Regions from separate parts of the Homo sapiens genome. Here all the other regions are linked to region 1. Evidence: chromatin loops called from intact Hi-C (ENCODE). Cell type or tissue: IMR-90. All regions are shown on one strand. Region 1 overlaps LOC124900697 (a long non-coding RNA gene). Region 2 overlaps ATP8A1 (ATPase phospholipid transporting 8A1). Region 3 overlaps LOC105374428 (a long non-coding RNA gene). Region 4 holds the start of SHISA3 (shisa family member 3).

Region 1 (8,000 bases):
TGGTAAAAAATGGGGTTGCCTTTTGTAAGCCAAATGTCACCTCAAATGCTTCTGACATCAACCTAGATCATACGCAGAGTATTGGATGACTGTATATATACGCTGTATATATAATTGTTTTTCTTCCTTCCAGAATACTCTGAACTTACAGCTTTTCATCTTGGCCAGGAATGAATAATGGTTTCTTAGGAGTATCTTTTTTTCATTTGTTTGTTTCCTTACAAAGGTGATTTTTATGACTATACCACAGAAAGTTCAATATTGCATAACAACAGCAACAAAAAAGCAAGTGAACATTTTGAATTTTCCTTTTTTTTTTGGTTTGGAGCTTAATATAAAGTAAGGAAAAGTTGTAAGAAAAGTTTGCATTTAAATAATGGGGAGGGAACTCTTAATTTGAAGTGTGTAAATGTAGAATTGATGCTGGTGGCTTGGTATTCCAATCTTGATTTGCTGCTAGTTTTCCTCAGTAACTTGGGCTTTTAGTGTGATTTATGCCTAAACTTTTAGAGTAAAATTTATGAACTGCATTAAGTGCTAAGGAAGAAGCATAAAAATCAGCAATTTGAGAGTCTGGAGCAGTGGAGTGCTGTGTACAAATAGGCTAAATGGAAATAATAGGCTAATAGATGCGTTGGAGAAAAGCAAATGGCTTTCTGACATCAAGGAATCAGAGCTTTGGGAAATTCTTTAATTATCGTCTAATTGGCTGGGTGAGATAGTGTTGCGAAAGATGTATGAAATCAAGAAGTGAGAAGTTTCATTTTAAAATGAAACAGGTTTCTGTAGGGGAACGGTGAAATGTATGGCAGGATTTTACTAATGCAATCAATTGGACCAGCGTAGAACATCACAGAAGCCACGTCTTAGGACTTTGCCCAGCAGATGGCAGAAGCGAAGGTTCCAGATCAGGTGCGTGGGCCTGCGGAGCCATGATCTGTCTTCTAAACCCTGCCCCTGTGGCTGCCCAAGCATTATGGGTGGGGGGGCCCGGCCACTTTGCACTTTTGTTCTTGGGCTACATCTTGACTTTTCCCGGTTGTGTGCCCGCGTCCTCTTCTTCCCACGTTCGATCTCCAAGATTCCTCTGCCAGCCATGGGGTCCCCTGGGAGGGTGTCCATGCACTTTTCCTACTGCCTTTTTTCTTTATTCCAGAGCAGTTGCTGTGGACACTCAGCCCTCTTGATTTCTTTTCTATCCAGGAGTGCTAAGAGACAGCAGGAGTGGGGCCTTGGGAGTGGGGGTTATTGTATAAGCCTCCGAGCCAGGAGTTTAACCTTTACCCTTCGCCACAACCCTATGTGGTAGACAGCATTTTCCCTTTGGCTAGATGAAGCAACCGAGGCTCAGGGAGAATCAGGAGCTTGCCGAACGTCCACAGGAAGTTTTCAGAACAGCAATGGACCCTTTTCACTCAATATTTCCTGTAACTCTTGACCCTTCCAAATTTCTGCGGCGTTTAAATTCCCTGGTGTCATGTGGATCCATGACCTCTGGAAAGGGTGGTTACAGGAACTCTAAAGAGGTCTCAGAACATAGAAAACTTTGATGACTCAGGGCAAGGCGAACTCCCCACCCCAGTCCTCCCGGACCAGACAGACAGTGTCTCCATCAGAGTGAGAGAAGCTGCAGAAGGAGCCGCTGCAAGGAGACATTGTGGGTCTCTGAGAGAGGGAGGCCCATATGCCTCACCTTCCGGGGTGGGCTAGGGGCTAGGATCGGGTGGAAATGAAAGCCCAGCTGGTTTTAGAGGGCAGAGACGTCCTGAGGAGCGTGGCTGGTGTGGCTCCCAGTGGGGCCTGGGGCAGCCTCTGCAGCTCAGGAGAGGCCCAAGCCACAGCAGAAGAACCCCAGCCGGAAGGAACCGTGGAGACTCCAGCGAATGTTCCTCCAGACTTCTCAGGTGGCGCAGCTGAGGACAAGCTGGGAAGGGGAATAGCGCAGAGGGAAAGATCCAGACCACAGCTCCTTCCAGTCCGCCTTGCTCTGAATCACGGCTGCTGCCAAATGCAGGACCACAGTTTGCTGACAAAAAAGGGTTCTAGGCAAATGCATAACATTTTAGCATCTTAGGGGGGGCTTAGTAATCCCTGATTAAGAAAATGTCGTCATTACTTGAAAATACCTTTGATCTATCTATCATTACATATATTAAATAAAATTACTGACCTATTAGAAAACCCAGAGTGGTTCTAAATAAATATTTTCATTTTCCAAAGAAGAAAAAAATCAAGTCAGATGCCAGTCTGCAACACTGTGACCCCACATAGCCCAATATGTGCCAATATGTGCCAATATGGTGAAACGAGGAGGAACCATGATTGACTCAGCTAACCTTTCTGCCCCCTAGTGGAATGGGGACTCACTACAGAAATTGAGTTAAGTTAGGGAAACTTCAATTTTTGTAATTATTGACTTATTTATTTTTGAGATAGGGTATTGCTCTGTCGCCCAGGCTGGAGTGCAGTGGTCAAACTCAATTCACTGCAACCTCTGCTTCCTGGGCTCAAGTGATCTTCCCACCTCAACCTCCAGAGTAGCTGGGACTACAGACGTGTACCATCACATTTGGCTCGTTTTAAAATTTTTTGTAGAGGAGGTCTCACTATGCTGCCCAGGCTGGTCTCAAACTGCTGTGCTCAAGTGATCCTCCTGCTTTGGCTTTCCAAAGTCCTGGGATTACCGGCGTGAGCCACCACCTGGCGAGTTAGGGAAACTTTAAAGTTTCGGTTTTAGCGTTTGGGAAGTGAGGAGCGCCTCTGCCCCACCACTGTGCAACCTTGGAAGTGTGAAGTGACAGCCTTGTGTGTGATCTTTTCTGTTTTCCCCAAGTTTGCATTTTCGACATTAAAGTTTACTTTTTAATAAAAAAAAAGTTTTGGTTTTAGGTTTGTGGATGGGGATCTGTACCCTGAAGCAGCATTGACCCCAGGTTTTTCTGCCTCCCCAAACTGCTCATTTCACTGCACCCGGAGGAAGCGGCACTGTTAAATCAAGAAGTCAACATAATTTTAGCAACTGTTATCTCCGTATTATCTAGATGCCTAATATATATTTTTTAAATTGCACTGTTCAAACCCATTTAATTCAAGGTTCATTTTCCCCACTCATTTCCACTCAATTTAATGAGATTTTACTCAGTATTACATTAAGGCAAATCATCAGGGATCCAGGGATCTCTTTTCAAATATTTTCAGTGTCTTAAACAAAAAAGGCACTCTGTAAGTAAAAAATCACGAAGACATGAATGACTTCAAGATAAGGCATACTTCCAGTCATCCCATACATGAGAGCTTCTCACATATGAATCATTCATCTATTTGAAGTGAGTTTTCACACTTCGGGATAACCCAGTTGTTCTCAACCCTCATCATCATACTTGCAAAAAAGAAAGAGTTCAAAGGGCATTTATAGCAAGATTTTGCAGGTGTATGACCCCTGACCTCATAACGACTGAAGCAAAATTTCCAGGAGTTCGTCAGCCTTCATTTTAAGAAGTTACATGACTTGCCTGGGGTCACGTGGCTTGCTGGTGGCCTGAATGGTACTGACTGGACTTTTGCTGTGGTTTGTGAAACCTCAGGGGAAGGGCAGTGAGGATGTTTTGTGGTAGTTTCAGAGATTCACCTTCCCGGCAATAATGGTTCTCACTAGCACAGAACTGTCGGTTTGTGAGGTCTTTTTCTGGTTGAATTCTTCCAGGGTGACTGAGCTGTCGTCTGCCCTGGGGGCTACTCAGCAAGAAATGCATCTTCTCAATGGTTAATAATGTTCATTAAACTTCATCCTGCCCAGCTCTGACTCTGAACAGCAGCACTGGCTTTCGCTCTGACTTGCAAACCAATGCATCTGCTTCTCGCAGAAAATGTACTTAAACGCTGCATATATATCCTGAGAAATTGATGCTTTCCAGAATTCAGCCCGGACAAGAGCAGCCCTAGTTGGCCCTTTTCACCGTGTGTAGATGTGAAAGAGAGAAAATTCCTCTAGAGGGCGCTCGTAGATTCTTCATGAATGGAGTGCTGGTGAAATGCAGTTCTCCACAAATGGCGCAGACTGCACGGGAGCGAAAGGGGATTTATATAAATAGATGGATGTGGATATGCAATTTTTTTCATCTGCAAATAATGCCTCTTTGTTTTTCTTTCTGATCAGCATCAGTGAAAATCATGCACATGTGGGAAAGTGAAATATGGAGGATTTCTTTTTGTTTCCTTTGTGAATGAATAGTGAACCCTCACCTCTAGGGGAGTTTGCTGTAGTTCACTGCAGTGTCATATTTATAATTATCAGGAGAAGGAGGGAAATTAAAAGATTTGACTGCTTTACTCTTCAGCGGTTGAGCTGTCGGCCCTGGGGACATGCCGGGAACTTCATGTTCTGGCTGAGCTCTGTGGAAATCCTGGGGAATGGCTATTTGACCTCTCATTCAGCCACCTGAGGAAATCAGCTTTGGTTAGATCAGATGGACCATAATTGGCTTTGGAGTTGTTAAAGCACACTCTGGGTACACATTTCTCTATGTTTTGAAAAGCGTGTGTTTTCCTTGGATCAGATCAGCATGTAGGGGAGTCAATCACAGCTTGGGTGGGTGGTTGGACTAGAATGCTGTTTCCCAAGACCTGCTCTGCCTCTCAGCCTCCCCCAGTGACAGGGTGCCTGCCTGGCCCCGCTGGGCCCTTCTCTTCCTCCCCTTCCTCCCCTTCCTCCCCTTCCAGCCCAGGATTAGGGAGAGAGGGCTGAGTCTGCAACCTCAGCTTCCTGGGCTCAGGAGATCTTCCCACCTCAACCTCTCGAGTAGCTGGTATAATTTGCAAGGGAGGCATGGGTTTGGGTGATTTTAAGGGTTCTTTTCTTTTCCTTTTTTGAGACAGAGTCTCGCTCTGTCGCCCAGGCTGGAGCGCTATGGCGCGGTCTCGGCTCACTGCAAGCTCCGCCTCCTGGGTTCACGTCATTCTCCTGCCTCAGCCTCCCGAGTAGCTGGGACTACAGGCGCCCGCCACCACGCCCGGCTAATTTTTTGTATTTTTAGTAGAGACGGTTTAACCATGTTAGTCAGGATGGTCTTGATCTACTGACCTCGTGATCCGCCTGCCTCGGTCTCCCAAAGTGCTGGGATTACAGAGGTGAGCCACCGTGCCTGGCCTTAAGGGTTCTTTTCAACCCTTAGGTTCTATGACTCCATGAACGTGTGGATTCTGAAGTGAGAAGAACATAAATATGAATCAGTGTGACTTCAGCCTTGTAAATGGTATAACTGCTTTCCCTGCCTCTAGTCATGCCCCTCCCCAGATCATTCGCCAGCACCAGGATGATCCTTTACAAATGTGCATTGGATTATGGTTTTCTTTTCTGCTAAAAACTCTTCAGTGGCTCCACATTGCCCTTCATGAAAATGTCCAAACTCCTTAGCACACACAACTTACAAGGCTTGTTACAGTCTGTCCTACAACCTCAGCCCTTCCTCCTGGATGACAGGCAGCTCTCCAATGCACACACTCTGTCTCTCTCATTTCCAGGCCCATGCTGCCCCTTATGCCTAGAACACAGCCTCTGGGCTGACTTGCACACTCCTTGCCTGGCTGATGTTTTTCATCCTTTAGGTCTCGGCATAGGTGCTTCTTCCTCTGAGAAGCCTTACCCAACTCTTAAAGACTGAACGAGGTGCCCCTTCTTATGTTATCTTAGCATTCTGTTCTATCCTTAGCCCTGGAGACACAGAGTTTGTTCTTAGAAGCTGAAAGGCGTCCACGAGGATGTCTGGTAGTGCTGTCTGAATGTTCAAGTCCATTGAGAATGAAGTTCAGAAAGTTTTTAATCTACCTGAGAACCCAAACTGCCCATCCGGACGCTCAACCTTGTTAAATCAAGTTTAGTCTAAAGCTGCCTCCTTACATATTTTAAGTTAGGTCTAAAGGTTTCTCTGTACATTATGAACTGTAACAAGTGAAAGTGTAAACAGACCAGAGCCTACACATGTGCCAATCACCCGAGTTTTGGCCAGTCAAATGTAGCTAACTGTTTGAACCTGTTCAAATAAGGCAAATACTGAGCTGTAACCAATCCGGCTGTTTCTGTTCCTCACTTCCGTTTTCTGTACATCACTTTCCTTTTTCTGTCCATAAATCTTCTCCAACATGTGGCTGTGCTGGAGTCTCTGAGCCTAATTGTTCATTGCTCAATTAAACTCCTTTAAATTTAATTCCACTGAAGTTTTTCTTTTATCAGGCAGAACACCAATCCTGGAACCTATTAAATTATCCTAAATTTGGCCTAAGACCACCTCCCATACCTTGAGTATCACTAAGTAATAAACTGCAACCTAACTTAGTATGTAAACAAATGAAAATCCAATGAGGAGTATATTTTATAGCAAATAGCTGGGTGTCCAGCTTCTGCCAATCACAGGCTGCCATCTGAAAGACCACGTCCAAATTAAGCAAACGCCAGGATGTAACCAATCCAGCTGTTTGTGTACCTCACTTCCATTTTTCTGTCTATAAATATTCCCTGCAAAGTGCCCGCTTTGCAGAGGGGGGCTCTCCTAACCTCTTCTGCTTCTGAGGACTGCATGATTTGCGAATCCTTTGCTCAAATAAACTCTATTAAATTTAATCTGTTTAAAGTTTTTCTTTTAATAATCCTCTTCTCTTCTTTTCTTCTCTTTTTTCTAGACAGAGTCTTGCTTTGCTGCCCAGGCTGGAGTGCAGTGGTGCTGGCATGCTCTAGCTCACTGCAACTGCAACCTCCGCCTCCCAGGTTCAAGCGATTCTTGTGCCTCGGCCTCCTGAGTAGCTGGGATTACAGGCAGCACCACCAGGCCTGGCTAATTTTTGTGATTTTTAGTAGAGATGGGGGTTTCACCATGTTGGCCAGGCTGGTCTTGAACCCCTGACCCCAAGTAATCTGCCTGCCTCAGCCTCCCTAAGTGCTGGGATTAGAGGCATGAGCCACTGCACCCAGCCATACAATCCACAGCTTTCTGTCTACATTAGCAGAACTTTGCACCACTCTTCTGTCTTCATTAGCATGACTTTATTTTCCCAGAACCTGCCTATCGAGGCAAATGGATTGATTGTTCGTTACAGGAACTTGCAAAAGACTCTTCCAAACTCTTCAGTGGAAAGCATCAACAGACAATTTGTGCCCTAAATCTCTGAATCCTTTGCTTCCAAATTCTTGCCTTGCTGTTTCCACCAATTCTGGACTGTTCTATTGTTACTGGGGTGTCTCTGTTTTTAGAGCTTCCAAGATGGTGGCAAGCTTCTTGTTCTCTGACCGGGGGTTCTTGGCCTCACGGATTCCAATGAATGGAACCTTGGGCCATGTGGTGAGTGTTATAGCTCTATTAGGAGCCGTGGGTCACGGAAGAGAACTGTGGAACCCAGCTACTAGCGTTCAGCTCGATTAGGACGAACCCTGGGCTCTTAGCCATGCAGGAACAATGGCAAGCCTTTAGCCTGATTGGGAGCAGCAATGGGTGGCTCGCTGGGTCAGGAGCACAGCGGACACCCTGCCAGATCTGCAGAGGTGGAAGTCAGTGGTGGGTCTGCGATGGCGGCAAACAGCAGTGGTGGACAGCGAGCGAAAGCTCAGCTCGAGCCATAACAAACATAGACCAGAAGAGTGTGCAGTTGCAAGATTTAATAGAATGAAAACAGAGCTCCCATACAATGGGAGGGGACGCAATGGGGGTTGCCGTTGCCGGCCCGAATGCCTGGGTTTATATCCCGATCATTGTCCCTCCCCACTGTGCTCTCAGGCGATAGATGATTGGCTATTTCTTTACCTCTTGTTTTTGCCTAATTAGCATTTTAGTGAGCTCTCTTTACTACCTGATTGGTCGGGTGTGAGCTAAGTTGCAAGCCCCGTGTTTAAAGGTGGATGCGGTCACCTTCCCAACTAGGCTTAGGGATTCTTAGTTGGCCTAGGAAATCCAGCTAGTCCTGTCTCTCAGTCCCCCCTCTCAACAGGAAAACCCACATACTATTGGGGATGT
Region 2 (8,000 bases), 240 kb after region 1:
AGAGCCTAGAACAGAACCTGCCACGCAGCGGTGCTCAGATATTTGTTGCTGAATCTTTCCAACCCATGATTTTCTCACATTTATATATCAAGTAACTTTGAAGACAGGTTTTATAAATGAACGAATCTAAACTTCTAAAGAATGCCTTCTGTAAAATTATTGGCTTCTTTTCTAACATACCCCTAAATTAATCCTTAGTGATAGCACATTTGATACCAGTGCCTTCAATGCATGGAAAGCATGAACTAGATTTGTTAATAGGGGGCAGGCTTTCATTAAGCAAGTACTTATTAAGCTCCAACTTCTGAATTAATTATTTAAATGAATAATTCATTTATTCATCAAATATTTATTGAGTGGTTAACATAGGCTAGTCAGTCAAGCGCTGGAGACACAGTGATAAATATGATAAACACAGTCCCTGCTTTCGTGAAACTTCAATCTAGTGGATGACATACATCAATCACAAACTACAAAATGCACATAAAACACAACATTGCTATCTGATCAAAAAAGGCTTGACAGCAGAGTTACAGTGTTCTGAGTTTACTCTTAAGCTCAGAAATGATCCTCTAACCCATAACCTATTTTAGAAAAACTTGAACAGATAAAAGCATTGGATAAGTTTCCATTAAAAAAAAAAGTTTCCCAATCCACGCATCATAATAAGAGAAAAATAAAAATCTTATCACCAGGGAAATACTGCTTTAATCAGTGATGAATCTAGGCAGGTATTATAGCTTACGCTGTTTTCTGTAATTCTCAAGATAAATGATTTACTTTCAGAAACACAGAAATTATTAGTAGGTAATCTATGCAGTACTAAAGACATAATTGTATTTTTCTATTGAAGCAAATAAATATTAAACATTTTCAAAAAATTATGTATTCCACGAAGGCACGCCTTCATATTTCAAACAATGGTTTAATTATAAAATAAGGAAGAAAGACCAGAGACTTCTATACTATTAATTTTCAAAGGAATCTAGTAGCATAGTATGAATATGAGACAAAACATAATTTATGTGTCTTAGAAATAAGTTAGAATAAAAGTAAACAAATTTTAACAAAGAATAGAAGCTCAGACCAAAAAGAAGTGATATCACCCTGGCTCCTGATATATTAAAGTGACAGATCAAAGGTGAGAAATTTCAGAGAAACCCCTGCCAATGAAACAAGGAACTTCATAATTATTCTGTTATTTACAATTCTTCTTGAGGAAATACAAAATTTTAATTTAAAAACCTGATTTAGGCCAGGCACGGTGGCTCAGGCCTGTAATCCCAGCACTTTGGGAGGCCAAGGGGGGGTGGATCACGAGGTCAGGAGATCGAGACCATCCTGGCCAACATGGTGAAACCCCGTCTCTACTAAAAATACAAAAATTTGGCTGGGTGTGGTGGCGGGCGCCTGTAGTCCCAGCTATTCAGGAGGCTGAGGGAGGAGAATCGCTTGAACCCAGGAGGCGGAGGTTGCACTGAGCCGACACTGCACTTTAGCCTGGCAACAGAGTGAGACTCCGTCTCAAAAAAAAAAAAAAAAAACAAATTCTGATTTAAAAAATATAGGCTGACACTATAAGTGGTTTCCCAATCTAAAATTATGAGTCCTAATATGTTGACTACCTTTCAAAAGAACGAGGGTGAGATAAAACAGGTCAAGTTTGTTGTCTAAAGAATGAGACCACTGTAAATTCTCTCAAGTGGTGACAAAAAGAGACTAAGAGGTGTTACTGTCCACAATGCCCAATGTGAACCTGCAATTCTTCGCAAAGTGAGTCAAGACAACTGAAATATCCCATATGATAATCCCATCTGCATTCTAACCATGTGAGCTTTCTTATTCCTGAACAAGTTAGGCCTTCCTACTAATCAATGTCACCTCTTGATTTATTTAGTAACAGCAAAAGAAAAAATAAACAAAATAGATGTGTCGGCAACTGATTCGTGAAACAACTCTCAGTGTTAAAATTTTTAGAAATGTCCTGAAAAGCTTACCATATGAATGCAAGTATTGGAGCTCAAACAGTACAGTTTTGGAACAGAGCTGATAATTATATTTTATAGATAGATTTAAAAGTCCTAAATCCTCTCATCTCGAGATGACTGTCAATAGGGATAACAATAGCCGGTGGGCTTTTTCACTTTCCATATCCTCCTTCCCATAGTGTTCCCCAAGAGTGAAGGCAGCACATTCTAGTGCTCAGTGTGCTGGGTAGTAACATACCTGAGTAACTAAGCATCACAACCAAAGGATAAATGCCTTGTTGTATATTTTTGGTCTATTTGGATATTTTTTTCAGCTTATGCTAGGAGTTACACTACCCAAAGGAATAAGGATTCAACTTAGTTTTAAAAACTGAATTACCAGTTTGAACAAACATTGGAGGAACAAGAGGCAGAGAGCAGCATTTAAAAGTATAACCTTAATCCTATTATAACATTTCCTCTTATTTTGTACTAAATTATTATTTTAGGAAAAACTTTACAAATCTTTTACATTTTGAATGTTGTGAATATAATACTACCATTAATGTGGCAATGACATATCAATTCAAATATGTTCAGAAACATCTTGCATACGGGCACAATGATGTACTGATCTTTTGAGGAATTTGTTTTCTAAAAGTCCACATACAAATGTAATACATGGTTTTCAAACTGTGCTTAGTGGATCCTCAGAGTCACAACAAGCCCTGCCTGGAGCACCCACGAGGGCAAGGTGGAGGCTGAGGGGAAAGCCAGTTTGGATCTCCTCTCTACTCTTACTCCAGCCAAAGCAGTCCTGCTTTCGTCAATTATATATATTATGATTCAGGCAATGTTTGCTTGGAAAATTCTGTTCTTAAAAAATAAAAGATGTGAAAACGACCCTCACAGTTTAAAGATTCACTGTCTGACATGCTAAGTCCAATAATGACATGCTAAGTCCAATATTATGGTCTACGTAAAAATAGATTCCAATCACATAAAAAATAGATTGCATAAACAGCATGTCTCAGTTAAAGCAGGTAAGGAAGAAGACAATGGATGAACCCTAGGACTGTATTTGCTCAATTTAAAGCCAGGGTAACATTCTGGAAGAATCTGTGGTCTGACACGCTGAAACTTGCCTCACTAGAGTGGTTTTAATGGCAGTAAATCACAACTTCTGAACCCTAATCCCAGCTGATTTTAACAAAGAATAGAATCTGAGATCAAGAAAGAAGTGATATAACCCTGGCTCTCTATATTAAAAATCCTACAGTCCTCCTATGATCACAGTTAATGGAAACACTTCAGAAAAACAGCTTGGTCACAAAGATCCCTGTGTTATTTATATATTTATTTATTTTTACCTTGAGACAGGGTCTCACTCTGTCACCCAGGCTGGAGTGCAGTGGTACTTTCACAGCTCACAGCAGCCTCAGTCTCCTGGGCTCAGGCAATTCTCCCTGCCTTAGGCCTCCTGAGTAGCTGGGACCACAGGTGCATGCTACCACATCCAGCTAATTTTTAAAAATTATTTACAGAGATGGAGTCTCCCCCTATGTTCCCCCAGGCTGGTCTCAAACTCCTGGGCTCAATGATCCTCCCACCTTGGTCTCCCAAAATACTGGGATTACAGGTGTGAGCCATCACATCTGTTCTATTTTGTCTATTCTTTTTCCCTACAATGATGTCTGCTCTCCTCCAACTGGTAAAATAATCCTTGGAGGCCCATTTCAAAAATTACCACCTCTCCAAAAGCTTCCTTCAGGTCAAATTTGTGGGCCACCTTTTTGGGTTCCTTAAGATTTCTTCATTTAGGGAATTTGCTCAGACCGTGGTACCCAGAGGGCCACAGTCTCATTTGCTTGTGCATGAGCATGTAAACATGAACTGCTTGATGAAAGTTATTTAAATAGATCACCAAATGAAGCTCCAGTTTCAGGAGTAGAGATGGACACAGAATCAGTCTTCATTTGGAGCAGGCTGGCTGAGTAAATGACCCAATCTCTTAATCTTTCCGGATCTTAGATTTTCAACAACAGAGAGCATGGCTTACTATGAAGTGAAGACAAATTAGTTATAAATTCCCGTTTTCATTTATTTTAGGTAAAAAACAGTCATAAGGGAGGTTTCTGTCATCTGTAAACTATATGTAGTTTACATGGATGCATATAGACACATATATAGATGCATGTGTATATGTGTATACACACACTCTCCCCACTTTTAATGGAGTGCCTCAGTCAACTTAAATTTTAATGTAGCTCATGATCGCCATCTGCTGGGAAAACGTTGAACATCTAGTTCAGTTAAAAGCTGGAGGTTGCAAGGCTTTTAATCAGTTATTAAAAGAACAAGAAACAAAACTGTTAAACCTAGAAAATCTAATCTATAAAAAACTCTAGGGCATCCAGAGAGTAAGGATATTAGGTACATTAAACATTCTACTCTAGAACTGAAGTTGTACTTCAAGTGGAAACAATTTAATATGTTTAGAATCCATTTTCAAATAGATTTTTTTATTCTGACATTACATATTAATTCTGTCTCATGAGGATTATAAGGCAAGGCAAGGCTGCCTTATATTCAGAGACAGGAAAAACATCATTTCCAAACTGGATTTTTTTTTTTTAATTCTTAAAAGAGTAACAGAAGCAAAGATTAAAAATCAATAGCACTAATGCTTTAAGATATGTGACTTTAGTTGGGCAGATTAAAAGAGATTGTGATTATGGCCTCAGATTATTTTATTTTACTACATAAATGCCCCAAAGACATAATCATATATAAATATGTTAGGAAATGGAGAGCGAGAAGGTGGAGGGAGTGGGGAGGGAAGAAGTGGGGAAGATAGGCAAGAGAGACATTGAAATAAGTCAACTGATAACAAGTCTCCTGGTGTGTGTATACCTATAACATTTAGGGTGGGAGTATCATGCTGGAAGACACCATACATGCTATCCCATGTCTTTTCATAAGTAAGCAGAATAAAAAGTTCAAATATAAGGAGGAGATATCTAGATATATCTACATATCTATCTCTATATATACAGGTATGATATATGTGAGCTTATATTTATATTTAGGTATCTTCCCCTTACAAAATACAAAGGCTATATGAGAAACAATCACCTTCCATAAAAAGTGATAATCTGTTGAGGAGACAGGACACCAATATCTCGAGTTGCATATGGTAACCTTGTGCAATAAAGAAAACCATCTGCAGCTAGAACATGGCATCCCCACATTACATAAAGGGAGGGGACGTGAGGAGCAGAGGGGGGAAATAGTCCAGGGAGGTACTGGTGGCACCAGCCACCTTTCAAGACAGAGGCACGACGAAGTACACAGTTCGATAGAGAGGAAAGAAGAACAAAGTATCAGCCTTTACTTACCTGGAGAAAAGATCAAGTAAACCGCAGCGGACAGGCTAGTTTGATTCTATGCAATACAAACATGAGTGCTATTGAAGAGTTATCTAATGGCAAGCTAGAGGTTAGAATGAAGTCACTTGAATGATTTAGAGCATGAATACTGGAGGAAGAGTGAGGATTCTGGCTCCCCCTATTAGAAGCTGTGTACTCTCAGCCAAATTACTTACCCTCTCTGTTACCTTGGATTCTTCATCTATAAGACAGGAATAATTAGCACCTCAAAGGGATGTTGTGAGGACTAGATTAATAGATGAAAGTGCTATGAACAGCACCTGGCACACGGCAAGAGCTACACAAAAATGTTTTCTTAATTAAGGAAGCAAGATTCTTGCTATTTATACAGCATCGATCATAATGTATCCATCACTTTCTGGCTTAATAGCCTTGGTTTCTTTATCTGTAAAATGAGGACATTTACAGCTGTGACAGAAATAATACAGGTATATGTTTGTCACAATGGTTTCTTTATCTGTAAAATGAGAACATTTACAGCTGCGACAGAAATAATACAGGTATATGTTTGTCACAATGACTGGACAAGTGTAAGCACTGGATTACTCTCATATATATTATCAGCTATGCAAGCTGTGTGATTACAGTACTATTTTATATTGCATTGCATATTATAGTTATTAACTCAAAGCACACATGTCATGTATGTAATGTGTGCGTGTGTGTAGGGGCATGTTCCATATCCTCAGAGATCCAGAAACTGAAATACATTGGCAAGGAGATTGCCAGACTGGCCAAACCTTGATCCAAAATTGTGAAAAGAGTGAAGATCTATACAAAGTAATGTCTAACCCCAAAGGCTTCTCAGCAATATTTTAATGCATATTAATACTTGTTAATGCTTAGATGATGAGAGGGTATTCAATAGTGAATGGTATGTCAAGATATTTTGATTTTTATTCCATTGGTTCCTTGAATAAAGATCAAAACTATCTGGAAACCAAACCCTCTGTATGATCAACAGAATCATCCACGTACCTTTTCAATCAACTCATAACTCTCTTCGAGTTTGAGTAGCCTGTTCTGCACAGATGTAGATGCTCGCTGATAGACTGCTCGCCACTCCTGAAAGTCGCTCTCTGAAATCTCAGCCACAGCAAAACATAAAGTTCTTAACCCTGAAAAAGATAGCATACATCACCCCAACACACCAAAGATTTTCTTCAGAAGTCTGAGGTTTCTGTTTTTATTTCACAAAGTCCCATTTTGAAAAAAGTGATTCCATACAAACAATATGATGAAGTCCAATTAAATTATGACAAAAACTTAGTATAAAATGTAGATTAATGTTCCCCTGGTCTTTAAAATTGGTACCCTGCTTCTAATTCCCAACCCTTTTAATCCATCTTCCATGCATAGTGTGGCGTTTCTAAAATCTGAATCTTATCAAGCAGTTCTTTGCTTCGAATCTTCCAATTTTTCCCCAGGACAAAATTTAAGCCCCAAAGCACGGCTTATACATGTTTCATCAGGTGCCTTCACTCTCATTCCCTGCCATTCACTTCCCACATAGGGGGGTCTTTGCACATGCTGGTAACTTTTTCTCCATTCTGCTTTTCCCAACGACTGCCCACTGTCTGCCTTGCAAGCAGTTTAAGACTCAGCTCTGAAAATCAGCTCTTTGATGCACCCTCCTCTCACCTAGATACCAAAGGCAGTAACACTCCTACAGCGTGAGTGACAATGTTTTACAGTTTTTCTTGTGTGTCTCCTCTATTAAAGCACTTGGAAAGCAGGGACCCAGAGTTCTTCAGTACCAAGCATAGTGGCTGACTTATTATAGAGGCCTCACAGATGTTTACAAAGGAAGAGAGACCCTGGTGGGGTCTACTGGGAAAGCCACCTTCCTCTTACTAGGATATATGACTGCATTTATTACTATTCTTTGTCATCATAAATCTGTAGTTTAAAAGTCTAAGTATAGTTGAGGGATAGTGGCAAAAAAGAACTGCCAGCAGATATACCCCGGGAAAACAATCAAAGCTGATATGTAAAGTGACCCACCCTGTGTCTGGTGCCTGCCAATTTCGTAACTCACATCTCTCTCAGCCAGAAAAGAGTAGATGCATTGGAAGAAAGGAGAGGCCAAAACACTTGTCAGCTACCCAAGGAAGCAGTTAGATATCTAGGTTCACAAGAAGACAACGCCCTCACTCCAGGTCATTTAACTCTTAGAATGACTAGGACCAGATGCTAGGCTTAGTGATCTCAAGACAAAATGTGTTTAAGGGAACACATCAGAAGTAAGAAGCAAGGAACATACAAAGTTCCCAGAGAACTCTACCTTCCAAGAAAGGGTGGTGTATTGCCAGATCACTGAGAGTGGAACTTAAATCCCTGAGGCCATCTTAGGACATGTTTTTCTCTCTTGGAAACTTGGCTGGAAAACTTACTGGAGGGTAGTCATGGGGAGAAGTGTCATCCAGCCCAGGGACAGAAAGAATAGGGTAGAGGTGGGGGCCAAACCATTAAAATCTATGAGTTGAGTATCTTTAACATCACATCTAGAGAGGAGAAAGATGCCCTCAGCTCTCCTCCAAAACAAAAAGAACCTGTGTTGTATGCTGGGTAGGTTGCACCTGCC
Region 3 (8,000 bases), 90 kb after region 1:
AAAAAAAAAAAAAAAAAAAAAGAAAAAAGAAAAAGAAAGCCAGTGCAACTAATAAGGAACAGGTAAGGTGTAGAGTGATCAGAGGTGATGATGCTGGACACAAGACAGGGGCCAGGTCACGCGGGGCCTGAATGTGTTATTCAAGGCAGGACAGGAAGACAGTGATGGATTTTTTTTTTTTTCCTTGAGAAGAGGGTGAGGAGTCTTGGAGGATCGTCGGGGGTGCGAGATGTCTCATTATGTTGCCCAGCTGGTCTCTAACTCCTAGGCTGAAGCGATCCTCCCACCTCAGCCTCCCGAGTAACTGGGATTACAGGCGTAAGCCACTGCACTGGGCTCTCAGTGACAAGGATTTTGAATCAGCAAGAGATATATTCTTGAATTTTCATTGTCAACACCCATTATGGAGCCATGTGGAAGACAGACCCTAGGACGGGAGCAAGACAGGCTGGGAGGCTGGTTAGGAGCTGCTGCAGAAAGATGATGGGGGCTTGACCAGGCGGCAATGTAAGGGGTGAAAAATGGTCAGATTTAGAATGTAATTTTGAAAGTGGAGTTGATGGATTGGTTGTGGGGTGGGAGAGAAAGAAAGCAAAGAAGACTTCTGCTTTTCCCCCTTCAAGGGTAGGCACAGGAGGCAGTAAAATGTCAAAACAAAAGAAAATATTAAATTTGCCTTATTAGATATCTAAGTAAGATGTCTCATTGAATAAATGAGTCAGGGGAGAGCTCCATGCTGAAAGTCTAATTGGGGTTTACCAGCATATATATGTTATTTAAATCCATGGAAATAAACAGTCATTTGGAGCTGCGCCGTCCAACACAGTAGCTACCAGTAGCTACATTTCCTATGAAAATGTACCATCTGAATTGAGATGTACTGTAAATGTAAAATATATCCTAGCTTACAAAGACTTGGCATAAAAAATGTAAAATATCAGCCGGGCACGGTGACTCACACCTGTAATCCCAGCACTTTGGGAGGCCAAGGCGGGCGGATCACTAGGTCAGGAGTTCGAGACCAGCCTGGCCAACATGGTGACCCCCGTCTCTAAATATACAAAAAATTTGCCAGGCGTGGTGGCATTCGCCTATAATCCTAGCTACTTGGGAGGCTGAGGCAGGAGAATTGCTTGAACCCTAGAGGCGGAAGTTACAGTGAGCCGAGATCGCGACACTGCACTCCAGCCTGGGCGACAGGGCGAGACTCCTTCTCAAAAAACAAACTAACACAGTAAAATATCTCATTAATAGTTTTTAATATTGATTAAAATGTTGAAAAGATAGTACTTTTGATAACCTTGGTTAATAAATATATTATTAAAATTAGGCCAGACGCGATGGCTCACGCCTATAATCCCAGCACTTTGAGAGGCCAAGTTGGGTGGATCACTTGAGTTCAGGAGTTTGAAACCAGCCTGGGCAACATGGCAAAACCCTGTCTGTACAGAAAACACAAAAATTACCTGTGCATGGTGGCACGTGCCTGTAGTCCCAGCTATTAGGGAAGCTGAGGCAGGAGGATTGCTTGAGCCTGGGAAGCAGAGGTTGCAGTCAGTCAAGACCATGCTGAGAGCTGACAACGTGCTAGCAGCCCTGGCTCACTCTTGGCGCTTCCTCGGCCTCGTCTCCGCTCTGGCCGTGCTGGAGGAGCCGGCCAGAGCCGGCTCCCTCTGCTTGCGGGGAGGTATGGAGGGAGAGATGCCAGTTGGAGCCGGGGCTGCGCGGGAAACTCGCGGCCTGCCCGATTCCGGGTGGGCCCGGGATTGGCGGGCCCCGCACTCGTCCCAGCCGGCTGGCGCCTGCTGGGCTTGATCAGGGGACGAGCTCTCTCTGGGCTGCCGCAAAGTTGGGGTTAGGTGCCGCAAAGTCCCGGCTGCGAGTGCCATTGAGAGGTGAAGCTGGCTGGGCTTCTGGGATGGGTGGGCACTTGGAGAACTTTTCTGTCTAGCTAAAGGTTTGTAAATGCACCAATAAGCTCTCTGTGTCTAGCTAAAGGATTGTAAATGCACCAGTCAGCACTCTGTGTCTAGCTAAAGGTTTGTAAATGCACCAATCAGCGCTCTGTGTATAGCTAATCTGGTAGGGGACTTGGGAGAACTTTTGTGTCTAGCTAAAGGATTGTAAATGCACCAATCAGCACTCTGTCAAAATGGACCAATTAGCTCTCTGTAAAATGGACCAATCAGTAGGATGTGGGTGGGGCCAGATAAGGGAATAAAAGCAGGCCACCTGAGCCAGTAGTGGCAACCTGCTGGGTTGCCGTTCCCCACTGTGGAAGCTTTGTTCTTTTGGTCTTTGCACTAAGTCTTGCTGCTGCTCACTTTTTGGGTCTGCGCTGCGTTTAGGAGTTGTAACACTCACCAAGAAAGTCTGCAGCTTCACTCCTGCGGCTAGCGAGACCACGAACCCACTGGAAGGAACAAATAACTCCAGATGCGTCGCCTTTAAGAGCTGTAACACTCACCGTGAAGGTCCGAGGCTTCATTCTTGAAGTCAGCGAGACCAAGAACCCACAAATTCCGGATACAATGCCATTGCACTCCACCCTGAGCTATGGGAGTAAAACCTGAGCAATGGGAGCAAAACCATATCTCAAATAATAATAATACACTAATTAAATTAATCTCACTTGTTCTTTTTTTTTTAAATGTGGCTAGTAGAAAACTAAAAATTACATATGTGGCTCACGTTGCATTTCTACTGGGTAGCGCCTGGCTTTAGACAAAAAGTGAGTATAGTAAAAAAAGAAACTTTTTGAGGATTCAACGGATGGGGCATTCCATGATGTAGCACTTGTGAAGAGGGGGACCTAGGTGTAAAAAGGACTCTAAAGGAAGCAGCCTCAGAGGGAAAACACCGGGGAGGATGTTGTGTTCTGGAAACCAAGTGAAAAAAGAGGGAGCCAGCAGTTCAGAGACTGCTGTAAGGTGATGTACAATGTGGACTGGAAACTGACCGTTGGATTTAGCAATGTGGAAGTTGTTGGTGTCCTTGTTGGTTTCAGTGTGTATGTATGTGGGAGGGCGGGGTGGGAATAGGAATGGCATGAAAAACTCATCAGAGTTGACTAAAAAGGGAATTTAGGTAGGGATTAGAGCATCAGTTATAGAAATTTGGCCCTCCAGAGGAGCAGAATAATGGAGGTGCCAAGGAATAGGGGTTCAAGGGAAATATTGTTTGTTTAAGGGAAACATATATTTTAAAGTAGCTACTTTTTATTCTCTATTAAGATTTTGACCTAAGTAAATCATCTTGCAAATATCTATTAGCTCACAGGCATCTTCTATTTTATTTTATCAGAAATAAGAAATGCTAAGAATTTTAAAGGAGTACCCGTATTTGGTTTGGCCCACAAAATCATTGTGAACAAAGTGGTCTAGGATTACAAAAATCTGTTTTTAGGGTTACTAACATTACTACCACAATGGATTGCACACAGTTCCCTAAAACATAGAACTGTGACATTATCTGTGTTGCAGGGCAAGTGTGTGAAATTCCTGAACTTTGGAATAGAACATAAATGCCAGACTTCTTGTATTACATTTTGATGAATCATCATATCTTATTAATCTTAACAGTACTTAGTGTAGCTCATGGCACATAAAAAGTGCTTAATATAATTGAATGAATGAAGACAATCTCAGCATCTGAAATACCAAAGAGCCTAGCAGTACCCAAGAATTCACCAACAGATGGCACCATGCTGTTTCCCATAAGAGCTTATATAGAAACAATGTTAATATGACATTCAGTTCCAATTTCAAGTGCTGGTTAGGGGTAGAAATGGAATCCTCAAGAATATATTTTACTACTTTAAATTTTATAGCTGAATTATTAAAGCATGTTCATATGTTTTTTTTTTCTTATAAATAGCTAAATTATCTAAGGCCCTTTCCTTAGGTCAGAGCTTGAAAAGAAAATGAGATTGATTTGTAGATCAGATAAAGAAAATACCCACAGGTTATTATTATTAAAATATTTGTGAATACTAAGAAGTCGAGTTGCACAATCCATTCTCCCTGAGAGATTAAACTCCTTCAATGGCAGTAAAAACAAGGATGTTTTGCATACATCAGAGCACGGGCATGATGCTTTAGAGAGCAAATGTTGCATTTTGCAGTTCCAGTGTAGACTGGAGGTGACAAGGACCAACCTAAACACTCAGTGTGCTAGACAAACCAATATGGTCTTCACATACCATGTGTAAAATATTCCCTGGAGGGCCACATGTAAATAGAGCTCCCACTGTGACCCTCATTACCTTTTCTGTAGAAGTAATTATGACTTTCATAATTTTCTATGCCCTTTATTTAACCTGCAGGTCTGAGAAGTGGATGGATGTGTTTTAAGACAACAGTGTGGTGAAAAGGCCACAGCTTGGCAGCTCCTATAGCATGGAGAGTCACACACAGGATAGACAGGGCAACAGCCGTGGCATGAGCAACCTTACAGTATTAATCATTTACTTAACCATTTGAGAAGAGTGCCTGCTGCCACTTTATCTATCTAATCTATCTATCTATCTATCTATCTATCTATCTATCTATCTATCTATCATCTATCTATCTATCTATCATCTTTTTTTTTTTTGTTTTTTGAGATGGAGTCTCACTCTATCGCCCAGTCTGGAGTGCAATGGCGCGATCTCAGCTCACTGCAACTTCCACCTGTTGGGTTCAAGCAGTTCTCCTGCCTCAGCCTCCTGAGTAGCTGGGACAACCGGCACGCACCACCATGCCTGGCTAATTTTTTGTATTTTTTAGTAAAGAAGGGGTTTCACCGTGTTAGCCAAGATGGTCTCTATTTCCTGACCTCGTGATCCACCCGCCTCAGCCTCCCAAAGTGCTGGGATTACAGGCGTGAGCCACCACGCGTGGCCCTATCTATGTTATCTATGTACCTATGTATCTATCTAATCTATTTAGTCTCATCATGAAGTCTCTATCTCAGATGCAGATACAATCTGCAGATAAATGCAACTGGCCAAAGCTAAGAAAGTAGGTGCTTTTGAATTGGCTGGCCCTGCCACAATGGAGCAAGACAGGAGATACCCAGAGTTCCTGGTCCCTCCTTGCTCTCTCTTCCTTTGTGAGCCTGGTGACTGAGGTTTCAGGAAAACTCAAGCAGGGCCAGTCTGGGCCCCCATGGAGGGTTAGTAAGGTCTACTTAGGTACTGGTATTGTGTCCGGGATTGGTTCCTTCTGGTGAGTTCTTGGTCTCGCTGACTTCAAGAATGAAGCCGCAGACCCTCGCGGTGAATGCTACGGTTCTTAAAGATGGTGTGTCAGGAGTTTGTTTCTTCAGATGTGTCGGGAGTTTCTTCCTCTAGTGGGTTTGTGGTCTTGCTGACTTCAGGAATGAGGCTGCATACCTTCACAGTGTGTTACAGCTCTTAAAGATGGGTGTGTCTGGGCCGGGCAAGGTGGCTCACACCTGTAATCCCAGCACTTTGGGAGGCCGAGGCGGGCAGATCATGAGGTCAGGAGATCGAGACCATCCTGGCTAACACAAACCCCGTCTCTACTAAAAATACAAAAATTAGCCAGGCGTGGTGGCGGGCGCCTGTAGTCCCAGCTACTCGGGAGGCTGAGGCAGGAGAATTGCGTGAACCTGGGAGGCGGAGCTTGCGGTGAGTAGAGATCATGCCACTGCACTCCAGCCTGGGTGACAAAGCAAGACTCCCTCTCAAAAAAAAAAAAAAAAAAAAGATGGTGTGTCTGGAGTTTGTTCCTTCAGATGTTCAGATGTGTCCAGAGTTTCTTCCTTCCAGTGGGTTCGTGGTCTTGCTGACTTCAGGAATGACAGACCCTCCCTGTGAGTGTTAAAACTCGTAAAGGTAGTGTGGACCCAAAGAGTGAGCAGCAGCAAGATTTATTATGAAAAGCAAAAGAACAAATACCTTCCACAGCGTGGAAGGCGACCCGAGTGGGTCACTGGCTGCTGACTGGGGTGGCCAGCTTTTATTCCCTTATCTGGCCCCACCCACATCCTGCTGATTGGCCCATTTTACAGAGTGCTGATTGGTCCATTTTTACAGAGTGCTGATTGGTGCATCTACAAACCTTTAGCTAGACACAGAGCCCTGATTGGTGTGTTTACAATCCTTTAGCTAAACAGAAAAGTTCTCCAAGTCCCCACCTGACCCAGAAGCCCAGCTGGCTTCATCTCTCAGTATGTGTGATATAGCACATACTTTGCCAGTAGGGTTATCAGTGAATTTCTTGAGACTAACACCACTCTGAACTTTCAAATGTATGCCCATAAATGACTAAACATTTAAATGATGGCTTAGATATTCTCTCCATGTTCTCTTCTACCTGAGTACACTCCTCAATTGCCTTTGTGGGCTTTGCCTATCTTTCTTTTATTGGGGGCCCACCCAGGGATTGGTCACCAGTCTACTCTAATTCACCCATTGACTAAGTTGCTATGAAGATTCTAGCCTTCTTTCCTGAGCTACCACCTCCTCTCTCTAGCACCTGAACCTCTCTTCCTAAGTGTTCCATTAGTATTTCAAATGCAGTATACATGAGGGAAAAACACCTCATCATTCACTTCCCGCACCTACTGCTTTTTTGAATTGACCTTTCTTGTGTACGCACTGTATTTGAAAGGTTTCCAGTATCATATTTTTACTTTAAAAAAGACCATAACTTAGGTAAGTTAAGATGCATAATTATAAAACAGATACTCATGAAGACTTCCCTCAACTTTGGAATGAACACATTAACCAATATGATTGCATCTGTGTAGAGCTTCACTCCCTCAACCTTTTGACTCCTTCTCATAGCATATTAGTTTCCTATTGCCTCTGTAACAAATTCCCACAAATTTAATGGCTTAAAACTGCAGAAATTTATTATCTTGCAGTACTGGAGAGCAGAAGTGTAAAGTGGGTCAGCAGGGCTGCATTCCTTCTGGGGGCTCTGGAGTTTATATGTGGGGGAGAAGCCATTTCCTTGCCTTTTCTAGCTTTCCAGGCTGAAGCATTCCTTGGCTCATTGCCCCTTCCGCCATCTTCAAAGCCAGCATCACATCTTCAAATCGCTCTTTCTCTATCTCTGACCTTTGCTTCTGAAACAAGCCCAGTTTTCCCATAGAACTGATGTTTATGGTTTCTTTTGAATAAACATAGAAATTGACCCTCCCAGTCTTAAAACTTGCGAAAGTTACATTTTTCTCACCTGCGTTGCTTTCTCAGGAAACCAAGCATCAGGCCTCCCAGATAATATCAGGGAGCTGAAATTGACCAAATCACTGCATCTGGACAATGAAACGCCAGACCCCCCACCTGTGATGGTTGCCTGACCAACCACCTGCTGCCTGTTGACAACTTCTTCCTTACCTCTCCCTAATTCCTGTTTTCCATACATGCTTACATTTCTTCCCTGCTATATAAACCCCTAATTTTAGTCGGTCAGGAAGATAGATTTCAGGCTCTCATTTCCCATCTCTTTGGGATGGATTTGGATTTGGACCTATCAGGAGATGGACTTCACACTGATCTCCTGTCTCCTTGGCTGCAGCACCCAATTAAAACCTTTTTCCCTGGCAATATTCATTGTCTCAGTGATTGGCTTTTTGTGTGGTGAGCAGCAGGACCTAGACTGAACCCCCAGCATTTCAGTAACACTTGCATGATCATCTATCCTCTCTGACTCTGACCATCCTGCCTCCCTCTTAGATTACAATGGGTTCACCCATGTAATCCAGGATAATCCTCCCATCTCAAGATCCTTAACTTAATCACATATGCAATGTCCGTTTGCCATGTAAGGTAACATAGTCACAAGTTCTGGGGATTTGGACATGGACATCTTTGGAGAGTCATTATTCTCTTACTACACATAGTAATTACCACTATCCTGAATTGTGTTACAATTTCTTTGTTTAAGATAGCATCGCCAAATAGGGATGTATCTTAACATTTTATTATTACCTTTTGTTTTAGAACTTCATAAAAATGATAAAATATATTATGTAATCTTCTATCTGCT
Region 4 (8,000 bases), 120 kb after region 1:
TGTGTTTCTAAGTGACATTTTCCTGTAATTGCTCAGGATATATATACAATTGAAACAACACTCCTAAAAAACAACTAGAGTTAAAAAAAAGATTAAGTCTGGCAAGACCTTTTTTTTGTAAATAAAAAACCCAATATCTAAGAAATTTCTGCAAAACAATTTCCCATATGCTTAAACTATTTAACTAAAAAACTGTTTCATTGTTTGTTATTGAAAGCTCCAACTTAATTTGTTTTTACTTAATAGCTTCGTATTGTCCTAAGAAATATGTAACTCTAAGAGAGCAATAAAGTTAAATATTTACACGGTCCCACTTAACGTGTGAAATGGACATGTATTTTCAGCAGCCACATAACTAAATGCTAATCCCAATACCTAAAATTAGAAATCAGAAGTAATTATTTAATTGGAATATACTTTAACTTAGATAAAAAAAAAAAAAAAAGAAATCGTTTTAATAGGAGATTTTTAAAAAAGTTTCTCCGGAATCGACTCGGTTCATCAGGAAGCTGCGAACGTGATAAATGCGTTTGACCGCGCACCTTGTGTCGCTGGAGCTGAGAACACTTTGTTCCTTTTGTTTCACTCAACTTGCCGACATCTAACTCAGGGACACGGGTATGCAGCTTGTTTGACAAATAAGCCGAGATACACCGAACATATTCACACATACCAATAGACGATGATTGGAAGTTCAGGATGCAGTCAAAATAAATGCTTGCGTTTGGCCCAGGTTTCACATAACACCAGTTTCATAAGGCACTTAGGCCGCTAACGGAGCAGTGCCCCTGAAAATAGCCCACAGGGGACACATCATTTAAATAAATGTGTTTCTTTCCCTGAACAGAAGTTCAGTTCTGCTCAATTATCATTAATTTTGCTCCTTTATTTCCTTTGCGGGCGTGAACGGAGAAGTCGTGCTCTTTGAGGTTTTGCGAGCTGGCCTTGGCTGGCAGAGGTGACCGGCAATCCTTCAGCCGGCGGAAAAAGTGCGAGTGTGTGTGTGTGTGTGCTTGTGAAAATGTGCCGTTCCTCCCAGAAAAAGTGGAAACGTAGGTGGAAAGCTCAGCACATGTTGGCGACACCTAAAAACCATGTTCTCGGTCCTGAACCTTTAGAAGCGGTATCCCAGGAACGAGTCTGAGTCTGTGCAACAGGGCACAGATGATTCGACAAACTTCAATGACTGCACCGCATTCATGCATTATATCCATTGAAAAGTAAATCCAGCGTCTCCACTCGCGCGCCCACGTGCGTGGATAAACGCGGGAATTCGGCAGCCCTCAACGTCACTCTGCAGAGATTTCCGGGCTGTGAGAGAGTTGGGGTGTGCGGCGGGGGAGGGGAGGGTCTGATATCTTCAGGTTGAGAGTCAAGTCCTGGGGGAGCGGCATGGGCGGGGGTGGCCGGGGGGAGGCGGAGGATGGAGCGCGAACCAGAAAGCGCAGAGGACCCTCGGCCCGCGCCGCACCCGCTGTGATTAGCTCCAGAGGCGCGATCCGGGAGGGCGGACTCTTTCTTAACCCTCATTGTCTCCTCCTCCCTCTTCCTTTTTAAAAGACGCCTTGCGGGCAGAGCTGTCAGCAACCCCGCGGCCGTTTGTACTTGGCCGCGGCGGAGCTGACTCCTGCTCCTGTGACAGATAGGGGCTGGGGCTGAGCGGCCGCCTGTCTGGGGTACTCGCACGTGGGGAACAAATTCTTTTCCTCCGGCTCCTCTCGGGACCCGGCGATCGCCACAGGTTGGGACTCTGTGCGGCGCTGGAGTTGGCAGCCCCGGGCGCTATGGCTCCCTTGAGGAGTGGGGAGGGAGGTGGCCGGGGGGTTGGCGCGCCCCTCGCGCGGGGAGCGCTATGAGCCGGGCGAAGGGCGGCAGCGACAGCCCCAGCAACTGCCTCTGCCGGCGCCTCCCGCAGGCCCTCGCCAACTCGCCCCGCGCACCATGCTGACTCCCGGCCTGCGGAACTCGTAGTGCAGCCCCTGTCGCCTCCCCGGCCCCTGCTATCCCACGCAGGACTGGCTTCGGCCGCCGGGGCCAGCAGCTTGCGACGTGTCCCTGGGGAGGCGGAATCGCTGTGCGCCCTGAGCCCGGGCTCAGCCCTTCGCTTTCCAGCTGCGTCCTGCTCCCGGCCGCCCAGGGAGCCCAGTGGCGATGAGGGCACTGCTGGCGCTTTGCCTTCTCCTTGGCTGGCTGCGCTGGGGCCCGGCGGGCGCCCAGCAGTCCGGAGAGTACTGCCACGGCTGGGTGGACGTGCAGGGCAACTACCACGAGGGCTTCCAGTGCCCAGAGGACTTCGACACGCTGGACGCTACCATCTGCTGCGGCTCCTGCGCGCTCCGCTACTGTTGCGCCGCGGCCGACGCCAGGCTGGAGCAGGGCGGCTGCACCAACGACCGCCGCGAACTGGAGCACCCAGGCATCACTGCGCGTAAGTGCGGGGCCCTCGGGGACATATCCCCGCCCGCCTAACGGCGGCGGCTGCATGTGTGCGCGGGAGGATGCACAGACCCAGGCAGGTCTATGCGCCTTCCTGGGTCTGTGCGCCAGGGGGACGCGGCCGGGTGGGGGAATCAAGGGATGAGTGGGTGGTCGCGTTTCAGATCATGGTCCTCTATTCATTTGCAGTCCCGCTTCCCGCCACTTGCGGTCTCTGCGGGTCGGCCCGCAGGGAAAGTTTGCCAGGGACAGTGAGGAGCGCGGGGCTTGTGCCTGGTAGCCGGGGGGAAGACAGCTGGAGCTCCCGGGAGAAGGGTAGTGCGGGTAAAGCCAGGGTAGACTTGGGTTTTGGTGGAGGGGCCGAGGGTGTCCCATTGCTCGCCCTTGTCACTTCGGGAGCTTCGGGAAGTGCCGAATGCAGGGAATCGCGACTCTTGTCGCGCGCTCATTTGCAGCCCTTCAGGGCTAAGAAACCCCAGTCACTTTTTTTTTCTGTCTTAATGATAGCGTTTCTAAGCCACGGCCCCGTTCTGCAGACTTCCTTTCAATTCTCTGCATCGAATTACCCTCTCCGGCCCACCCCCTATTGTCACGCCTTTCAGAAATGCCCAGGTCTTCGAGGTGGAGATTTAGAAACAAGGGTCGAAGGGGCTTCCCCGCCCCCTATTCTCACTTCGGAAAACACGGGTCAAATTTCCGCTGACTTCAGAGCGGAATAAATCACGACCCCAGCAGAGAAAATTTACACCTTGAAAAAAAGTTTTCCACCTGAATCGGAACATCAGGGAAACGCTTTAGAGCTTGAGGCGAGGGTTTTATGGCCAGGGAAACCGGAGAAGCGGGCGGAGCTGAGAGCGGGTGACACCCCAGGACTCCAGAGAGCCGAGGTCTGGAGCCCGCAAGAGAAGGTCGCCGGGAAAGGGAAGAGAGGCTGGAGAGATCATTAAGGGTTCCCCAACGGCCCCTCCCCGCAAACTGATAACCCAGAGGACAGGGGAGTCTGCCCTCCATTAGTGCTCCACTAGAGGGTGAATGTTGGGGGTCAACATTTCCAATCTAGAGGATTCTGGAAGTAGTTCTGGAGAAAAGATGCTCAGCGGAAAGTAGGGAAATCTAGGCCCTCCTGGCCTGTTAGAAAAATATAGACTCTTCCCCACGGCTTCACTCGCTCACCCTGGGGGACCCAGCTGCCCTCTGGGAGTAAGTGCAATTGCCCAGTCTGCAGCACGGGCTTCCTCTGCGCTCCCTACTCGGCTCGGATGCCAGAGGACAGCAGAAGGGAGAGGCAGTCTCCACACTCACTGAGTCTGGGATCAGGCAAACCCTGATGGACCTTGGCTCTGTCACTTGCCGGCGGTGTAACTTGGGCAAGTTACTTAACTGCTCTGGATACCTCTTCTCAGTTCTAAAGTGGGCATATTGCTCTCAAAGGAGTTAAGTTGTTGGTGACGTGAGAGTGTATGAATGCTGGAGCGCAGGGCTCAGTAAATGGTAGTTACTTACCTTTGCCTTGCCTTGCACGCTGGTGCTAGTAAACAAGGGAGAATGGGAGGGACACAGAAGAGCTTACGCCTAGTAGCCCACAAATAATTGATAGTTACCTGTCCCTCACTAGCTCTGTCTGTGGGAATGCGCAAACTTCTCTGATGTATTTCCACATCTGGAAAATGGAGCTTATCATGTCCATCTCACAGGGTCTCCAAGAGACTTTAATCAGATAATGAATAAGAAAGAGCCAGGCACACAGTAGGGACTTAGTCAATGCAGGCTTTCTTTCTTCTACCTGTAAGCTGGAGGCTGCGTCTTAGCACGGCTCTATCAGGGGAGAGACCTGGAGAACTGCCCAAGGGGATGCCTCCGGGCTTGGGAATTTTATGTCTGCCTTGTAGAGAGAGAAGGAAATTGGAGTTTGCTCTGTTTGAGGGATGCTTTTATAGAAAGTCTGGGCCGTGGACACCAAGAATTGCCTGGTGATCTATCTAAAGTTCAGTCTGACTTCCCAGGCTTGGATGGGAATTGAGAGGCACGGCAGCTGGAGTGGGTATTCCAAATCTTTCCTGGAAAGAAGCAGCCAGAGCTGGCAATTTGTGGTGTATGGTAGGAGACACAGTCGATTGGGGCCCTCTGTGAATTTCTTTATACTGTTCTTTCTGGAGTCTCATAAAATCCTGGGTCTGTGTGTAGAGGGGAATCTCATTTAATAGGCCTGGCTCCCTTTGCTTAGACTGGAGATTATTGAATGGGAGATGGATTGCCAGCCTAAGAGAGGGGACAAGTCTCTTACTGCTCACCGTGATCAAACTACTAAAACCTGCATTTAAACCTAGAATTATTTTAACCCCTAAAACTCACCCTTTCCCTCTAGTGCCTGAACAGGAGAACAGATTCCGTTTTTTTTTTCTGACTTCCAGATGTGCAATATGATAGTTAATTGCTAACAGAGGCTACGGTATCCGTTTGCTTCCTCCCTGCTAGGAGTAGCGAGAATATTCCATCATCACGGTTTGCATTGCATTTTGGAGGTTACCATTAACAAGCTCTGAAAAACTGAGCTGACAGCAGTGATAGTAACTGAGTCTCCCACCTCTCAACCCTCAGCTGCCCAAGCAGAGTTCAGAATCTGGGAGATCCTCATCTGAGCATCTGTTTATGTCTGTTTTTGCCTTTTAGAGCCTGTCTACGTCCCCTTTCTCATCGTCGGCTCCATCTTCATTGCGTTCATCATCCTGGGCTCTGTAGTGGCTATTTATTGTTGCACCTGTTTGAGACCCAAGGAGCCCTCGCAGCAGCCAATCCGCTTCTCACTCCGCAGCTATCAGACAGAGACCCTGCCCATGATCCTGACCTCCACCAGCCCCAGGGCACCCTCCCGGCAGTCCAGCACAGCCACGAGCTCCAGCTCCACAGGCGGCTCCATCCGCAGGTTCTCCTTTGCCAGGGCTGAGCCGGGCTGCCTGGTGCCCTCACCGCCCCCGCCATACACCACCAGCCACTCAATCCACCTGGCTCAGCCATCTGGTTTCCTGGTGTCACCCCAGTATTTCGCTTACCCCCTCCAGCAGGAGCCCCCACTGCCTGGGAAGAGCTGTCCAGACTTCAGTTCCAGTTGACACGCCCAGGCCATGAATCCACAACTCAGTCAGATGGCAGACAGGTGGAGCCCTGCTCCCATTGCCACATGCAATTCTGAGAAAATTTCCCTTGTAACTGATCAGTGTCATGGAGGAGCATGCTAGGAAAACACAGCACCTTCTAATTTGAAAGTTCCTGTCTCCAATCACAGAAAGGCTAAACCAGAGAACTGTTTTCTGGTTTTGCAAACATGTGATCATTACATTTCAATCTATGCTACTTTTATTCAAAATATGCAGCAGTTTGACTTTAAAGTTGCAAACTGGCTAAAAACGTTTTACTGGACATTCAGCTATATTGCTTAGAAAAGGGCTACATGTTTCTTTTTCATATAAGTTGTTCATTGAGTTATGATAGGAATATATTCATAAATAAGCAAAGAAAAATACCTAATTGTAATTATCAAAGGTTCACTTAAAAAATTAACTATTAGGTAAACTTAAGGGGGCAGTGAAAAATCTATTTATGATTTCGGGAGTAACCTAACCATGAATAATATTAGCATAATGAGAACATTTACTTTTTAAATAAATAACTAAATTTTGTTTACAATATGAGTTTTTCCAGAATACAAGGTTTCAATAATCACATGAGGAGTTTAAAGTTTTAAATATATACTCAGACATTCATTGTAACACAGAGTGTATGTAAAATCATTTCCCCCACTCACTGGAGGGAGTATTTATTGCAGACTTTTTGTTCAGCAACATTTAGTGTTTCAGTGAAAGTTGGACAGTTGGGGCTTAAAACATTTATTTGTAAAATGAGCTATGTTCAAATGTAAATATTTGTAATTTAATGTATTTACCACATTGACTGTACTAATTATTTAGTAGTCATACTGTAATTTTTATGTTAATAATAACTGGAGTTCAAAGTCTAGCTATTGGTATAATCATCTAATATTATATATATCTCCAGTGCCCCTGAATTTTATGTTTGATGACTATATATTTGGGCATATATCTTGTTGGATTAGAATAAATAAAACACTTTATATTTTCATGAACTCTATTTAAATTTTAATGTGATTCATTTTATCTCTTTAGCGATCCTTCTTTAAAAAAAAGGAAATGTTTTTAACACATACTTCATATTTTAAAATTAAAAAAAAATTCCATATCAGGGCTCGTGAAAGCAGCAAAGGAAGTGAATTTTTATGGAGGTCTCAGTCTACAGCCCTCCGATGTGTTTGGCCTGTAGAGAATTCATCATTAGGACGTTTCTCATAAGAATCTGGATTTCTGGCTTCTCATGACATAGAGGACGTGGCACCAGGGGTCCTGCACTGCCTTGGGGTCAGGTCAATCCTCTTCAGACAGGACACCTGCCATTTGCCAGCCTCCTGCCTGGTCTCCCCACCTGGCCCATCTATTTTTGCTATGCTACCTACCTGGCCCCTGCAGGTGTGGTTTGAAAGCCCAGATTTATAGGAATTCATACTATCATATGTCACTCTCAGTTTTCAAACACAATTAGTTAGAGGCAGAATTCTGTCCTAAGAGAGTTGTTTGGCCTTGTCTCTTCATTTTCTAGTTAAGGAAACAAGTTCAAAGATATTCGGCCTCTGCTCAGTCTAAAGGCAGAGGGGCTCTGACTTCTAGTCTCCTGCTTTATCCTGTATCTAAAAGTGGCCTGACTTCCGGGTATCCCAAATTGTTCAAAATAATTAAGGAAAGAAACAGCTGCATGTAAAAGGATGAACATTTATACACATAATCTTGGGCGCACTCCTATACGATTAGACTAGTTTTATTTATGTTTGTAGTATTTTGGTCCTTTTAATGGTTTTAAGGTTACCTTATTAAAGCTCTTATTATGAGCCAAGCATTAAGTATTAGTATGTATTAACTTATTTTATGCTCTAAACAACCCCAACAGAAAAGTATTACAATTCCTATTTTAAAGATTCGAAAGCTGAGGCACAAAGGAATGAAGCAACTTGCCCAAGGTCCTGCAGCTAGTCTGTACTGGAGTTGATATGCATAAACAAACAGATCCAAACAGCAACGGAAGACCTGCTTTGAGATTTTGATGGTTCTGTGCACAAAATTCATCGGAGATTTTAAGAGCATAAGCCTAAGTTTCGAAGGCAGTGATTCTCAGCCCTGTTGGACCCCAAAATGAGCTCTCCTTAGAACAAATATTTTGTGACATCCCTTTATGAGTCCTAAAATGAAATTTATAGATAACTCACTACACACATAATTTTTAAAAATCAATACAATGCCCCAATGGTGAATAGAAGAAAGAAAGGGAAGTAACTTATTTCTAAATGTAAAGGTTTGGGCAGACTTAAAAAAGACAGATGCTAACCCCTTATTCAAAATCACCATGATGTGACAGCTTCAAATCCAGACGGATGCAGTTGGTAATTCTGGCAACTCAAACACAATCGCACTGATTTCATTAATGTGATTTTTTCCCAGCAA

Evidence for each region. Hi-C counts contacts between places; a loop is a spot of excess contacts. Peaks named below come from ENCODE experiments on the same cell type or tissue, not always from the same donor. Only the 100,000 strongest peaks of a DNase experiment are listed, where the experiment ranks them.
Region 2: it touches region 1 in a loop (15-fold over the local background); 99 of 110 quality-filtered maps call a loop at or near these places.
Region 3: a loop joins it to region 1, with 11 times the contacts of the local background. A loop is called at or near these places in 20 of 110 quality-filtered maps.
Region 4: it touches region 1 in a loop (8-fold over the local background); 9 of 110 quality-filtered maps call a loop at or near these places.

What each region holds. Positions count from the first base shown.
Region 1 is chr4:42,278,193-42,286,192 of GRCh38, forward strand. It overlaps LOC124900697 (a long non-coding RNA gene), which reads right to left. Exons shown (of 2, transcript XR_007058106.1): 2 at 7,631-8,000. Among named protein-coding and RNA genes, the nearest start is that of SHISA3, 120 kb to the right of the region's middle. RefSeq lists enhancers at 6,062-6,201, 7,018-7,519. In IMR-90, CTCF peaks have their summits at 2,359 (motif pointing left) and 3,991 (motif pointing right); a DNase peak (open chromatin) is centred at 3,999; H3K27ac peaks cover 411 bases.
Region 2 is chr4:42,515,766-42,523,765 of GRCh38, forward strand. ATP8A1 (ATPase phospholipid transporting 8A1) reads right to left here. Exons shown (of 37, transcript NM_006095.2): 22 at 6,395-6,534. Among named protein-coding and RNA genes, the nearest start is that of SHISA3, 120 kb to the left of the region's middle. In IMR-90, a CTCF peak has its summit at 4,257 (motif pointing left); no DNase peak of the experiment used is centred here.
Region 3 is chr4:42,367,948-42,375,947 of GRCh38, forward strand. All of the region lies in intron 1 of LOC105374428 (a long non-coding RNA gene), which reads right to left. Among named protein-coding and RNA genes, the nearest start is that of SHISA3, 26 kb to the right of the region's middle. In IMR-90, a CTCF peak has its summit at 3,690 (motif pointing right); a DNase peak (open chromatin) is centred at 3,714.
Region 4 is chr4:42,395,906-42,403,905 of GRCh38, forward strand. SHISA3 (shisa family member 3) reads left to right here and starts at 1,583. Exons shown (of 2, transcript NM_001080505.3): 1 at 1,583-2,428; 2 at 5,107-6,582. The coding sequence starts at 2,152. The coding sequence ends at 5,546. RefSeq lists silencers at 1,327-1,406, 3,047-3,096 and an enhancer at 1,631-2,520. In IMR-90, no CTCF peak of the experiment used is centred here; no DNase peak of the experiment used is centred here; H3K4me3 peaks cover 3,378 bases; H3K27ac peaks cover 3,183 bases; H3K27me3 peaks cover 227 bases.